Linked DNA regions of Homo sapiens: region 2 is linked to region 1. A link is a loop called in an ENCODE intact Hi-C map of the cell type or tissue named here. Cell type or tissue: ascending aorta. All regions are shown on one strand.

The links. Hi-C counts contacts between places; a loop is a spot of excess contacts. Peaks named below come from ENCODE experiments on the same cell type or tissue, not always from the same donor. Only the 100,000 strongest peaks of a DNase experiment are listed, where the experiment ranks them.
Region 2: it touches region 1 in a loop (2.0-fold over the local background); 1 of 110 quality-filtered maps calls a loop at or near these places.

What each region holds. Positions count from the first base shown.
Region 1 is chr7:159,011,925-159,019,924 of GRCh38, forward strand. It overlaps LINC00689 (long intergenic non-protein coding RNA 689), which reads left to right. Exons shown (of 5, transcript NR_024394.1): 2 at 4,534-5,722. Among named protein-coding and RNA genes, the nearest start is that of LINC00689, 7.6 kb to the left of the region's middle. RefSeq lists enhancers at 1,788-2,417, 3,386-3,915, 3,676-4,304. In ascending aorta, CTCF peaks have their summits at 3,989 (motif pointing left) and 4,198; DNase peaks (open chromatin) are centred at 967, 3,647 and 7,344; H3K27ac peaks cover 6,584 bases.
Region 2 is chr7:158,814,067-158,822,066 of GRCh38, forward strand. The region is part of intron 1 of ESYT2 (extended synaptotagmin 2); the gene reads right to left. Among named protein-coding and RNA genes, the nearest start is that of ESYT2, 11 kb to the right of the region's middle. RefSeq lists a silencer at 1,012-1,306 and an enhancer at 4,350-4,509. In ascending aorta, no CTCF peak of the experiment used is centred here; a DNase peak (open chromatin) is centred at 4,545; H3K4me3 peaks cover 5,028 bases; H3K27ac peaks cover 7,185 bases.

The DNA of each region.
Region 1 (8,000 bases):
AGATCTGGTATTCAGTCAAAGATAAGAGGCAGAGGATCTGTAATGCAGAAGGTTGTTCTTGAAGCTCTGTTTTGAAAGGATAGTGGCCAGAACGCGCTGCCTGTGTCCAGCGTCCCTGATTTGTCACAATGAGCAAGATCTCTGAGCATCGTCAATCTCTTTCTCTGCCCCAAGAAACTCAAGCTTGGTTAAAATAAGAAACATCTTCAAAAACATCTCTAGCTATCTCTTTTGTAATTCACTTTCTTTAGTATCATAATTAAGTTAAGATTTATATGTATGTGTTGGGAGCGCCTCTGGCTCTGGAAATTATGCCCATTGTTCATTACTATCAGCAAGCTGTGGTGTGTTTGCTTGCATGAAAAACATCACCATTGCTACTACTTAGAAAGGAGTCTAGTGCAAAATAAAGGGAAGTCTGCGTTTACAGTTTCTTAGGTAATGTGCTTCCATTACATTCGGTCTCATGTGGAAATTCAAATTGATCCATTAATGTGATTCTTGGGGCATATCCTCAATATGATATCGAAAAGATTTCTGATTAGCAGGTCACATAAGTTACATCTGACAAGTCTTGTCAGAACTCCGTCAGTACCAGTGACACACACTAGACCATACCACAGGCCACATTTTATCCCTGGAACACAGCTGTTACTCAGCAAAATGGTCAGATCTTAAAGTAAATATTAGCCTTATCCTCCACAAGTGATATTGTTAAGAGGTTTACTCTTGCAGTTTTATTGATGCTGCTTATTTTTTAAACAAACTTTTCTTTAACTCAAAGACAAACTTCAGCCAAGCCCGTCTATGTAGTACCCATTTCCAAATTAGTAGAGAATCAAAATTCACGAGGTTTATGTTCCACACAGTGAAGTTTAATGAGGAAGGGCCAAGTTCATCTGCAGCACGTCTGGATGAGCGCCCGGCCCCGCTGGGGCTCCAGGCACTGGCATTTCCTGTTGGCCCCAGCATCGGTCACAAGTGCAAGGTGGCAGCAGCCAGGGACTTCTTTAGAGAACATAGCCCCACGTAACTCCCTTTCACCATTGTTCTCCAAATTCTCCCATGCTTAAAACCACAGAGGGCTCATGGCAGAAGGCGAGGAATGGGCTCTTTCCTGCAGTTTCTGTGAGGCTGCTTCTGAAAGGCACTGGCTGGGTTTTAGCAAATCCTCATGATGGCAGGACCTGCCTAATCCCCAGGAGCATTTGGAGGATGCTGCCGTTGGGGGCCCCAGGCTCTGCTGGGAGGAGGGCAACGGCCTCACCCTTCCCCGGGTCAGGGACGAGGTCAGGGTCGGGGCTGGGGTCAGGGTCAGATTGGGATTGAGGTCGAGGTCGGGGTCGGGGTCAGGGTTGGGGTCACGGTTGAGGTCAGGTCGGGGTTGGGTCTGGGTCGGGTCGGGTTGGAGTCAGGGTTGAGGTTGAGGTTGGGTTGGGGTCAAGTTTGGGGTCAGGGTCAAGGTCAGGATTGGGTTGGGGTCAGGTTGGGGTCAGGGTTGAGGTTGAGGTCGGGTTGGGAGTCAAGGTTGGGGTCAGGGTCAAGGTTGGGATGGGGTCTGGGTTGGGTTGGGGTCAGGGTTGAGGTTGAGGTCGGGTTGGGGGTCAAGGTTGGGGTCAGGGTCAAGATGGGGATTGGGTCGGGTTGGGTCAGGGTCAGGGTTGAGGTTGGGTCGGGGGGTCAAGGTTGGGGTCAGGGTCAAGGTCGGGGTTGGGGTCGAGGTCGCATTGGGGTCAAAGGGGCTTGTGCACTTCTGTATCTTTGCATTTGCTTTTTATGTTCTGATTTGAAATGACTTAAAACGTATTATTTTGGCATTTTTCAAGCAACATTATGGTAAAATTTCTGGAGATGAGGTCTCCAGGCTCCCCTGGGCCATTAAATCATCTCGGCCTTGTCCCTCTTTTGGGTCTGCACAAGTCATGGGCATGGCAGGGCCCTTGGCTGGTGTCCAGGGCACTGGCCTCAGTGGGCAAACCTGGTGTGGGGGGAGGCGGACATGCAGTGGCCATAGGAGATGTTCTGTTCAGGCCCTGCCCAGGCACTGCAGACCTCGGACCTGTCCTGGGCCCTGGCACCACACACCCTCCTGCTCAGCACGGCCAGCTGCCTCCCCATGCCCTGCTCAGATGAATGCATGGGACTCCTTGGGAGACCGAGGTCAGAGTCACATCATATGTGGGAAGTATCTTGGGAAGGAGGAGCTGTGGAGGTGAGCAGCTGGGCCCTTCTGTGGCCCTGCAAGGCTGTAGAGGCCAGAGGGCATGGGCAGGTGCTGGCTTCGCCCGTGTGGGAGGCAGCCTTGGGGACGGGACTTCTCCCTGGCCTGTGTCCCCGGCGCCCCCTCCCATGCCAGCCATGACAGCCTCCATGCTTTCTCCCAGCCAAATCCTCCTAATGCTGGGCTCTGGAACGGCTGATCTGGTGGATTTTCAGGTGTTTATAATTTGTGAGTTATTGTGACCGTTTCTGGGGGTGAGGGCAGCTCCTTGCTAGTAAGCTGTCCTTTGTGGTCACGCCAACCTCAGGGAACCCTCCAAGGACGCTGTGTTCCTCAGGACACCCACAGTGAAGTGATGTCATGTGTGGACACAAAGGCGGCTGTGGGCCTGGAGAGCCCCTGTCGCACTTCTGCCGGGAGCTTTGCGCTTGGGGGTTTGTGTGAACGGAGGCTCGGGGTCAGAACTGATCATTTCTACACATCTATAAATCCATGAATGCCCCCACACTCTAGAACATAATTGACCGGGGCCAGGGTGGATCCAGAGATGAGACAGGTCTGGCCACCCAAACTGGGCCAGCTCCCTGTACGTGGGCTGTGGGAGGGTGAGCTGATTGAGTGTGGCCCAGAGTTGACAGCCTTGTCCCTCTCGTGTGCTCAGAGGGCTTCAGGCACCTGGAAAAAAGTGCACATGCCGTGCCATGCCTGCGGTGGGCCTGGCAGGCCCTTGGTGCACACGCTGTGCCACGACTGTGGTGGGCACGGCAGACTCTTGGCGGGGTCTGGGGTTTCCGCCAGATGCTGCTTCTTATTCTCAGGGGATGAGATAATTCTAGACAAGAGACTCTCCAGCTCTAAACAGAAATGTTTTCAACAGAGAGTCCTTTAAAAAAAAATCCTTTTGAAATATTGTTGATAAAAGCTGGCCATTCCTATTTTGAGACTTTACTGGCCAAAATGAAACAACAGGCAACCCTTTCAGACTTTTTATGTCTGTGAGACTCAGAAATCTGGCCACTAGTTGGCTGGCACTTCCTGGCAGGGGGCTGCTATGAAAGGGTCCCCAGCTCTGACCCAAGTATGAGCTGGGCCTGAGCAGGGCCTTCTTAAACGCTTTGTGCCTCGGTGACCAGCCATGCTCACGTGCGCATACACAGAATAGGTAGTATACACGGTCTGCAATGTCACTTTGCTTATTTTAGAGGAAGGAGATGACTGTTAGACCTTGTTTTCTATAGGAACAGGCAAAGGGGAGTTGACTGCGATGTTTAAATAGCACAGGTGGCCTGTGAGCCTCTGCACACCAGCCTTTCTGACTAGAAGCCCAGGGAGATGAGCTGACAGTGCTGTTCACAGGCGTTCCTGGGGAGAGTGCCAGGCCCAAGGGCAGTAGCTGGTGGGGGCAGAGCGGGGAACCTGGGCTCTGACGCAGGCACAGGCAGGGGTGTGGTCTTTAAAGAGCCCACAGGCTGCAGAAGGGGCCTCCTTGGTGATGAAACTTGACCTCCTGTGGAGGGAGGGCAGCCCTGGAATTTCTCTGACCTTTCTTTAGGCACCAAAGACTGTAAACAGTCTCTGCCCCGGGGCCTGACATGACCAGTCTCTGACCTCAGGGTTTATTTTATTAAAAATAATTCTTGAAAACTCTCCATTTCAACCGTTGCCCGAGCCACGTGTTGAGGATGACGGCATCGCGTTCTTTCTGCCCAGGGTGCGGAGGAGGGGCCGCCCCCGGGCGGTGGGAAGGGGGGCTGTCCCCAGACACCTCAAGGCCTGCGGAGTGTGGACGTTAAAGTTCACAGTCCCTCCAAGGATCAAGGGTTCATTTTGAGAGGGAGCAGGGACTCCCTTGTTAGAGGCCTGCAGTCCTCCAGCCCCCTGCAAAGAGTTCCTTCAAGGGGAAGCCAGCTCGCCTGTAAATGAACAACCTGATAAGCAAGAAGGTTACGGGCAGCCCAAGTCAGCAGCCAGGGGAGTGAGTCCAGAGATTTTTGTTTCTCTGTAGACTCTAAAGATCCCATCTTCACACATGTCCCCGAGCTGCCTTTCAGAAGCCCAGACCCCACTGCGGACCCCCACGAAGAGACCTTAGATGGGGGGAACGGGAGGCTGACCTCTGATCACTGTTCTTTGGGTCTAAATTTCTTCTTGAGGGGCTTGGAGGGAGCCACACCCCTGAGTCGGTTAACAATTTCTCTGCCGACCCCAATTTTTAAACAAAGCTGCTCTTCCTTAACCAACTACAAATCAGGAAATCCTTGAATCCTCTGATGACCCCTAAGTCCTCACTTCGAGATCTCCCACCCTTTTAGGTCAAAACCCACGTGTACGCCCAACGTCCTGATTGACGACTTTGCCTGCAGCTTCTGCTTTCCTGAAATTCGCTGCTGCCTTTAGAACCCTTGTCTGCAGCCAGTGGGGAGTTCAGGACTTAGGCGGAGCTGCCCCACCCTCCTGCTTGGCACCCTGCAAATACATGCCCTCCCTTCCATCGCTGCAGACCTCAGAGTGGGCGTCCGGTCTCCTGTGCGGGATGAGAATACACACCCTCCCTTCCATCGCTGCAGACCTTAGAGTGGATGTCCGGTCTCCTGTATGGGATGAGAATACACGCCTTCCCTTCCATCGCTGCAGAGTGGACGTCTGGTCTCCTGTGTGGGATAATACACGCCCTCCTTTCAATCGCTGCAGACCTCAGAGTGGACGTCCGGTCTCCTGTGTGGGATAATACACGCCCTCCTTTCAATCGCTGCGGACCTCAGAGTGGATGTCCGGTCTCCTGTATGGGATGAGATACACTCCTTCCCTTCCACTGCTGCAGACCTCAGAGTGGACGTCCGGTCTCCTGTGTGGGATGAGATACACTCCTTCCCTTCCACTGCTGCAGACCTCAGAGTGGACGTCCGGTCTCCTTTGTGGGATGAGAATACACTCCTTCCCTTCCATCACTGCAGACCTCAGAGTGGACGTCCGGTCTCCTGTGCGGGACAAGAATACACTCCTTCCCTTCCATCACTGCAGACCTCAGAGTGGACGTCCAGTCTCCTGTGCGGGATGAGATACACTCCTTCCCTTCCATCGCTGCAGACCTCAGAGTGGACGTCCAGTCTCTCTGTGCGGGCCAAGTGTACACAGTTTTGTTCCGTCACAACTTCCACGACAGGCCAGTGTGAGGTTTTTGAGCTGGTGCTGACTGAAAACTGTCAGCTGCCCAAGGACCTGGGAGCTCTGCTCCCCACTCCTGGTGTGCGGTCTTGCGCCTGGCCTCCCTGCCTAGGTTACATGCAGTGGTCATCCCGGTCGCTCCCACACCCGTGTGGGCTCTGGGATCCCCTCTTCCAGCCAGCCCAGGGGACATCTGGCTGTCTCAGGACCCAGCCATCTGTAAAAATTAGGCAGGTCCCTTCAGTATGCTCCTGGTCAACAAAGAAAAACTTCAATTTTGAGAATGGCATCTGTATTCCGAAGTGTTCTCTCAGATGTTTGAGTTCCACTAAGTAGGTAGGAAGTGGCAGTGTTGCTGTTTAATGGATTGGTAATTTTTGAATATTTCTTAAACATTTTTATTTGTGTTTTTTTGGATTGAAATTTATGTAATTTGTTACTATCTGTTAGACTCTTGGTGTTTCTCTTACTGACTCAACCATAAGAATACTAACTCCTTTTCGTATTTCTTGCATATATTTTTCCATATTACTGTTTCCCTTTTGATTTAGCTTGTGGTTTCTGACATGGTTTCTCAGTCTCACTCTCCTCCACATTCTGTCTACTCTCAACCCCTCACCCATCATGTCTCGGCTTCTGTCCCCTTTATGCTTCAATCTCATCCCCTCCACTGTGTCTGTGTCATCACTACAGTGTGTCTCAGCCTTAGCTCCCCCACTGTGTCTGTCCCAACTCCCCATTTTATCTCAGTCTCACCCCACATTGTGTCTCAGTCTCACCCCCCGTTGTGTCTCAGTCTCACCCCCCATTGTGTGTGAGTCTCATCCCCCATTGTGTCTCAGTCTCACCCCCCATTGTGTCTCAGTCTCACCCCCCATTGTGTCTCAGTCTCACCCCCCATTGTGTCTCAGTCTCACCCCCCCCATTGTGTCTCTGTCTTACCCCTCATTGTGTCTGTCTCATCCCCCCCCACTGTGTCTCAGTCTCACCCCCCACATTGTGTCTGTCTCATCCCCCACATTGTTTCTCAGTCTCACCTCCCCATTGTGTCTGTCTCACCCCCCACATTGTGTCTGTCTCATCCCCCCATTGTGTCTCAGTCTCACCCCCTCATTGTGTCTCTGTCTCACCCACCGCATTGTGTCTCAGTCTCACCCCCCATTATGTCTGTCTCAACTCCCCATTGTGTCTCAGTCTCACCCCCCATTGTGTCTGTCCCAACTCCCCATTGTGTCTCAGTCTCACCCCCCATTGTGTCTGTCCCAACTCCCCATTGTGTCTCAGTCTCACCCCCCATTGTGTCTGTCCCAACTCCCCATTGTGTCTCAGTCTCACCCCCCATTGTGTCTGTCCCAACTCCCCATTATGTCTCAGTCTCACCCCTCATTGTGTCTCTGTCTCACCTCCCCGCATTGTGTCTCTGTCTCACCCCCCATTGTGTCTGTCTCAACTCCCCATTGTGTCTCTGTCTCACCCCCCATTGTGTCTGTCTCAACTCCACTGTGTCTCAGTCTCACCCCCACATTGTGTCTGTCTCGTCCCCCCCATTGTGTCTCAGTCTCACCCCCCCATTGTGTCTCAGTCTCACCCCCCGCATTGTGTGTCTGTCTCATCTCCCCCACTGTGTCTCGGTCTCATTTCTCCGATTGTGTCTCTGTTTTGTCCCCCTTATTGTGGGGGTCTTGTCCCCCTTTTTATGTCTCTGTCATTCCTTTCCTAATATGTATTCAGGGGCCTGGGGTTGGTTTTTACTGACAAGAGCATCTGCAGAGCTGAGTAGCCCATGAAGAAAGCATGTTTCCCTGGGTCCCCGCAGAACTCCAATCACTGTGGCACCACTGTGAAGATCTTGGGGGTCTGGTGCTGTTCCTCACTCGGGGGAGCAGTGAGTCCATGTTCTCACCAACTGGGAGAGGAAGTGTGGGCAGATAGTGTGGGTGGAAAATGTTTGCTTCATTTGACATTGGCGTCAAGCCAGATCTGTGTGCCATTTGAGAACACAATGATCTGAATGAAAAGAGCTCCTAAAAACAAAACCTGAAAATTTTTCTCTGTGGAAGAGCCCTCAGTTATTATTTCACCTTCCCTAGTGGTTGCTACAGCAACAAGCATCTTGTGTGATGCCTGACAGGAAGAGCCCAGAGACCTGATTGACGAACAGATCATTGCTTCACTTTAAATAAGGTTTTGCAGCCAGGCGTGGTGGCTCATGCCTGTAATCCCAGCACTTTGGGAGAGTGAGGCGGGTGGATCACTTGAGGTCAGGCATTCATGACCAGCCTGGCCAACATCATGAAACCCTGTCTCTACAAAAAATACTAAAATTAGCCAGGTGTGGTGACACGCGCCTGTAATCCCAGTTACTTGGGAGGCTGAGAGGCACGAGAAATCTCTTGAACCCGGGATGGGGAGGCTGCAGTGAGCCAGGATTGTGCTACTGCACTCCAGCCTGGGCAACAGAGTGAGACTTCGTGTAAAAAAAAAAATTAGGCTTTGCTTTTTTCTCATGGAATTAAATATTTTCAAATGTATTTCCAACAAAATGAACTAATTTTTCTAATCTTTTTTCCCTTCTAATATCTATATTTTAAGCTACAAATTTTCTTGCAAGGAT
Region 2 (8,000 bases), 200 kb before region 1:
ACAGAGATCATCCTGGCCAACATGGTGAAACCCTGTCTCTACTAGAAAATACAAAAAATTAGTCGGGCGTGGTGGTGGACGCCTGTAGTCCCAGCTACTCGGAAGGCTGAGGCAGGAGAATGGCATGAACCCAGGAAGCGGAGCTTGCAGTGAGCCAAGATCGCGCCACTGCACTCCAGCCTGGGCGACAGAGCGAGACTCCGTCTCAAAAAAAAAAAAATTATATATATATATATATATATATATATATATATATATATATATATATATATATATATATGAAATAATATACCTTACTCGTCCAGATGACTCTCACAGATCAAAAACGTTTTAAAAATATATGTTACTCGTCCCGATTACTCTCACAGATCAAAAACGTTTTAAAAATATACATTACTCGTCCCGATTACCCTCACAGATCTAAAACATTTAAAAATATACGTTACTCGTCCCGATTACTCTCACAGATGTGAAACATTTAAAAATATATCACAGTCTGGCTGTCACCTCCTAACGTATTTAAGAATGCTAACAGTATATAAACTTAAAACACCCAGAGAAACTCCCACTGGCTAACAAGGTGGTGGCTTATTCACTTGCATTGGTTTTGCTCTTCTAGAAACAGTAACCTGCCACCACCCTGGTGTCTCTGGTGCCTTCTGCAAAGCACAGGTTTTATGGGCTGGGCCCAGCTCCCAGGGCACTGAGTATGGCCAGGCGGGTACACCTGACTTGTACTGGGGTGACTGCAGGGTCTCTCAGACCTTAGCTCCTCCTCTGAAGAGCGGAAATGACATGCAATTCTCTTGGGGTTGTAAAAATGACTAGATTAGATGGTGCCAAATCCCCAGTTCCTCCCCTACTGCCATCAAGAGAGAGGAGAGAGCAGAGAATGCAAGGGAGTGCACAGACCTCACAGGTCAAGGGCTGCCTTGCTCACCTCTGACATTAGCAGAGCTTGTTTCCTTACCTGTAAAACAAAGGTGGCGGGTTAGCTGTGAGGTTTAAATGACTTCCATGTAAAGAGTTAGAAGAGAGCCTGCAATGAGTGCTAAGCACATTCACCGTTTGTTTTCTCACGGGTTTTCTGTTACACTCCTCCGAGTGCAGAGAGGCAGCTCCCTTGTGAAGCTATCCACACGGTCTTCCGCCTCTCGCTTGCCTGTCTCCTGTCTCTCCAGGGAGGTGCTGGCTGCTGTTGGGCTGAGTCCTCTTGGAACTTCCTTGGGTTTCTTACACCAACATTAAAGACTGAAGTAATCTCCCACCGCAGCCCCAGCCTCAAACTACTGCTCCTATTGTTCCAGCCATCATTTCTACACCCTGGGGTGGTTGTTCACATTCCTGGCTCACTCATCTATCTTCCTTCCTCCCCAAAGCTATTCCCCTGACATTCAGGCACACTCCTTCCCCCTCATGCTTAGATATGTGTCCCCAGTCCCTCTGGATATCCCTGCCAAATGTATCTTGCTAAACCCCCCTTTTAAATTGGGACACATCCCTCTAGTGGATATCTGGATGCTGCCCTGTGTCTAGGGATCAAGCCCAACTCTTCCACTTGTGTAACTTATGGTGCTGCTTCCTGTGGTCATCTCAGTTCCCACAGTTCCTAACCCTTCTTCCCACTGCACAGCTCCTCCTCATCCCACCTCTGAAAGACCACATCCAACCTCAGACACCAGGACTACAGCCAAAAATGGAAAAAAACCTTAGTATTGAATCCAAGATGTGATCAATTATAAGCTGCACCATCACTTTATGTGCCACTAAGAGCACAGTCCATTAACAGTGATACACCCTTGTAAAATAAATCTGATTTCTGAGATGTTACGGCACGGGGAAAGTGCTGGAACTAAGCCTTCCTGGCTCCTGAATACTCCAAGAAACAGGGTAGTGTGGGAAGCTGAGTAACAGCCCTCAAAAGATGGTCACGTCCTAATCCCTGGAATTTGTGAGTGTCGCTTTATATGGCAAAAAGAACGCTGCAGATGTGGTAAAATGGAGGATCTTCGCTGGTGGAGGACTATCCATAAGGCCCTAAATGCCATCTCCAGTATCCTTAAAAACGGAGGAAGTCCAGCCTGGGCAACACAGTGAGACTCCATCTCTACAAAAAATGTTTAAAATTAGCTAATTAGCTGGGTGTGGTGGTACAGGCCTGTAGTCCCAGATACTCGAGAGGCTGAAGTGGAAGGGTTGCTTGAGTCCAGGAGGTCGAGACTGCAGTGAGCTATGATCACACAACCACACTCCAGCCTAGGTGCAAACAGCTCACTGCAGCCTCAATCCTTGTCTAACGAAAAGAAAGAAAACAGGGAGGAACAGAGATTTGACAAAACAGAAAGCAGAATGGCCCCATGAGGATGAAAGCAGCTGCCAGCTCTGAAGGGAGAAGGGCCTGCAGCCATGGAATGTGGCTGAGAAGCAAGAAAAGCAGGAAAAGCTTCTCCCCAGGAGCCTCCAGAGTGCACACCCTGCCCACCCCTCAGTTTTAGCCCAGAGGAACTGATTTCCAACTGCTGGCCTCCAGAACCCTTAAAAGATAAGAGTGTTGTCTGAAGCCACCAAGTTGATGGCACTTTGTCACAGGCGCCCTAATGCACCAACCATGTCATCCTTTCCCTCCTGCTCCAGTACTCACGTTGACATCTACGGAGCATTTCTTTTAAAACTTTGCTTCACACACAGCACCATTTGTGATTAAGTAAAATCAATTCTTTCTACTAGTTACTGGATAAATTCCAAGATCTTTATATGTGTGAAAAAATAAGTAGGAAGAGTATTGTTACTTTGTATTGGATTACATTTGGAGTTTCGGTTTCAAAAGTCTAGCACTCAGATATTAATGTAGACGGTGTTAACAAATTTTAGGTACGCACTTACTAGCCATTTAAAGATTTGTAGCACAAATGAAATAAATTAATGATCTCAGTAGGCAATTCACTTCTAATTGTGTATAAATATCAACACCAGCTTTATATAACATTTTACAAATTGGGTACAAAGTATAAACCAAAAAGAAAATTCTAAGCTCCCAACTATCTGAACAGCTCCTCCTCTCTGCCAGAGGCATTCCAAAGTTAACCTGTAAAACTACTTCAGGCCACGATGAGGGGGTGGGGCATCGGACACACCTCATTACCATGACACAGACTTAAGACTGACAGAACTGACAGAAGAACTGACAGACTCTTTAAGTCTGACAGGAAACATTAACCATCTATTCTCTCTGAAGCCTGCTACCTGGAGGCTTCATCTGTACAATAAAACCTTGGTCTCCACAAGGTAATCCAGACATTCCTTTATATTGATTCCAGGTCTCTAGACAGTAACTTAACCAATTGCCAATCAGAAAAATCTTTGAGTCCAGCTATGATCTGGAGCGCTCCCCACACCAACCTGCTTCCAGGTGTCCCACCTTGCTGAACGAATGTACCCGCTTCCAGCTGTCCCACCTTTCTGAACCAATGTACCTGCTTCCAGGTGTCCCACCTTTCTGAACCAATGTACCCACTTCCAGGTGTCCAACCTTTCTGAACCAATGTACAGCTTACATGTATTGATTGGTGTCTTATGTATCCCTAAAACTTACAGGTCAACCCCCTTGGGCAAATGTCTTGAGACTATGTCACCAGCATCCTTTAAACCTGGCAAAATAAAATACTAAATTAATTGAGACTTGTCTCAGATACTTTTGGTTTACAGATTAAACTAAATGCTTTAACAAATATATAACAAAGTTTCATAAGAAAATGGAAGGTGAAAGTATCATTCAGATTAATAATTTTAGCAATTTGATACTGGTTCTCAAAATGTGAGCAGCATAATCAAAAACTAGCATATAATAGGTACTCCAGTATAATATTTATGGCATGAAGTTAGATAATGTTCTCCCAAATCACTGGATTTATTTTCTACAGATCTACCTTACTCTGGGAAACTTAAAACATATCAATCCCTCAGACAGGAAACAACTCCACATATAATACACGTTAAAATTAAACTATTACAACTGACCCCGAAATAGGATGTGCACTTTCAAATCCCCACTTTTTAGTCACTAACCAGCACTTATTCACAAAAGGAAGTTAATGAATATTAGAATAATTAAATGTTATATGTACAAAATGTAAAATTAACTATCATTATCTATGGCATCAGGATGACTCCTGGAAGTGGAGTCAAGAAAGATTAGCCATGTCCTTGGAACAATATTTGTTTTAAGGAAGATACAGAGCAAATCAAGGCAAGGAAGAGGAGTGCCACTGTAGGCTCCTTGGATATTATTTTAGGGATATACAGAGAGGAAGAGAAAGTGAAATTTTACGGCACACATACTTGCAAGTGTTAATAACAACAAAGCATTATGGTAGATAAATTCTTAGCAACAGCGTAAACAAACCACGGTGGAACAGAAACAAAGAAAAACCCCAGGGCTCATCTGTTCCATTTCAGCAGAGGTGGGGGAGGGAGGTGGCAAAGGCCACACCAGGACTTGCCTGCAAGCGGAGCACTGGTCACAGCTGGGCATCTCTGGGCCTGTGACTCAGACGGCTGACCCGAGGACATGCCTCCCTGCCCGCCCATGTCCAGTGTGTTCACTGGCCTCTCCGCATTCCAGCCTCACAACCACAGCACAGAGTCAGGCTCAACCCCCATCAAACCAAAGAGGAAACAAGGTTCTAAGAGTTGGACCTGACTCACCCAAGGGCAGGGAGTTAGGAAGGGGTGGGTCTCAGGGCGCAACCCACACCCACCAGAGCCAGAGCCTGAGCTGTGGGCTCTGCGAGACGGTGGGAGCCTCAAAGCTAACCAGAGGCCGGTGGCCACACCTCAGCACACCCCACAGAAGGGCAGCCCCACTCGCACGGGCCCTGGCCACATGACTGGTCATGTCCAGACAAGGACACACCAATTCAACAAATCATCATGGGAACCTCAAAGTAGCCATTACTCAATTGTGCTACACGAAACCATGGCAGTTAAAAATACTTGTAACTGTTAGCAAACTTTAATATACCAACACAGCACAGGGGAAGAAAAGCAATCTGAAGTTGTGACTCATTATGGAGGGAATGCTTTCTTCCAAAGGTTATTCAGACAAAAAGAGATAGGGATAAATCCTCTGTCTTTTAACAACATACCATGCAAAAACAAACACTGCCTTCCAAGGCCAGACTTCTGCTTACAAAATTATCATGTCTAATGAGTTCAAAAATAATTCATATATCCTAGACACAGATCTAATAAATAGCTCAAGTAAATACGTTTTCATAACTTAAAAAGAGCAGAAAATTAAATATCTCAAATTCTATTTTTAACTCTTCTCATTATATCATATCTCACAATCTAGTTTTTCAAATGTCTATCAGACATCATTTAAATAAAGTCTGGTAGCTTCATAAGACAGATGATACTGCAATAGTCAAAGTCATATTTCTGAAGAATAACATACTATCCATAATATAGCATTTAAGAAAGGAGGATACTATACACACCCATATATCCAAACATATCATTAAAACATTAACAAAATCCACGGAAATGTTGCCAATGTAATGTTATCACTAGTTAGTAGAATTGCAGGTAACGTTTTTCTTCTTTATTCTCCTCCAAAGCTTATTCTTCAATGAGCATACTTTCTTCTTTAAATCAGAAAAAAATGTTTTTGAAACCTGTCTAGCCATAACATAAGAAATGAAGAAAAATACAACTACATGTTCATTAAATATAGAAAGATAAAGGGGGACTTCACCGTGTAACTGAACAAATTAAAAAAAAGAAACTCAGTTTCAATGACAATTTTACAAGTAATAAAGAAAGCATAATGAAAACCATCATATTAGTATTTCCACATCTGCTGTTGGTGTGGTTATCACTAATTCCAGCACGCAATCACCAAGCACAAAACTGAAGCTGTTATCCGAAAGGACACTGCTGCTGCAATACACAAGTGCACGTGGGATGTGCTTCTTACTTTGTACTGATACTTTCATCTAGACACTGCCGTAATCCATTAAACCCCATTCAATTTATACTTTACTAGCAACTACCATTATGGATGGTTTGGTATTATGGATGATCTTTTAAATATATTTTTTCTTGGATTTTAAAAAAGTGAACATGTATTATTTTTACTAAAAGAATGGGGGAGAGTCTAGAGAGATATTAACAAATGGATAAAACATTTCAATTACAAGGAATGAGTTCAAGAGATCTATTGTACAACACTGTAACTATAGTTAGCAACAATATAATATATTCTTGAAAAAGTCACTAAGAGTAGATTTTCTAGTGTTCCACCACAAAAAATGGTAAGCCCGTGACATAATGCATTTGTTAATTAGCTTGATTTAGCACATTCTACAATGTATACATATTTCAAAACATGTTGAACACAATAAAAATAATACTTTTATCAGATAAAAAAATAACAACAGCCAGGTGCAGTGGCTCACGCCTGTATTCCCTCCCAGATCTTTGGGAAGTAGAGGCAGGAGGATCGCTTGAGCCCAGGAGTTCAAGACCAGCCTGGGTAAGAAACCTCCCTTCTACAAAAAATTTTAAAAATTAGTGAGACGTGGTGGCGCATGCCTGTAGCCCAAGCTACTGGGGAGGCTGAGGCGGGAGGGGTGACTGAGCCCAGTAGGTTGAGGCTGCAGTGAGCCATGATTGTGCCACTGCACTCCAGTCTGGGCAACAGAGCAAAACCTTGTGTCAAAAAATAAATAAATAAAAATAATTGAAAAAAACCCACCAATTCATACTATGACTAATGCTAGGATTAAACAGATTTGCTGTGTTATTGCCGGCTGGTAAATTTCTGAGTTTAAGGCCTTGTCTTACACACATTTTGTGTCACTAGCACCTAACACAGTACCTAGAACATAGCAAATGCCTAATAAATGTCCATAAATTCATCAAGACTCATTTTTAATGCTTACATATAAATTGGACTAGTTTCTTAAAATGCGATCCAGGAAAAAATTCACAAAAATAAATAGTTTGCTTTAACAAACATTATAGAACTTTAAAAACAGTTAAGAAAAATAAATGAAGAAAAGAAATTAGTGACAGGAAGAAAGACTCTGGAAAAACCTCCATAAATAAAACATGCTTTATGGAAAAAATGATCCCATGCAAAAGACAACTACTAACATATTCACCATCTGTGTAAGAACTATGCCCCACCCAATTCCAAAAGAACAGGAGGTGACTCAGTGTTCAAGGAACAATAAGATCATTGAGAGTAAAAGAAGATCGCCTATTTGAAGAAAAGTGTGATGGGTACTCCCGGCTATTACAGTAGTACAGGGCCCAACAATCCAGCAATAATTTTGGCTGTGAGTTTTCTGGTAGCTACAGCAAGAATAGAAGTATACTGCATTACACAGTAGCTTTCCTTTTCTGATTTCACAAGCTTAGATCTGAACACATCACTACTTTCACCCCCATCATGTCCAAACTCTGTCTTAAAAGCACGACAGTAATCCCAGCCACGTCCCTGCATCCTGTAAATCAGAACTGCCCTGAGGGCCTGGGCCAGCCATCCAGAAGGAGCACTTCTACTCCTCCCAGGTCATGGGGACCTGGGCTGGGGTCTAGTGGGACCACTTCCTTTCCTCACTGCTGGGCCCAGAGTAAGTCCCAAGCTGAGTGCAGCCTTCTACCAGGTGGAGGAGTTACAACCCTATCAGAACTTCCATGCATTTCCCTCCAGATGAGACGGCCCAGAAATCTGCCTTTGCAACTGTCCTCCACACGGCCGCTCGCGCTGTTGCCACTGAACGTAAGGCCATGCCCTTCAATAAGAGTAGAATCTCTTCCCTAGCATGTCCGTAAATTTATAACACGCCCCCTTAGTTACCATCAAACCCTCCCTGCTCCTTTCTTCTGAGCCACCGTGACACTGGAGCCATCACCACAGCCCGCCTCCCAGGTGCTTCTTCTAACTACTCTGAGCAGAGTGTAAATATGAAGACAGGATGATTTCTTACACT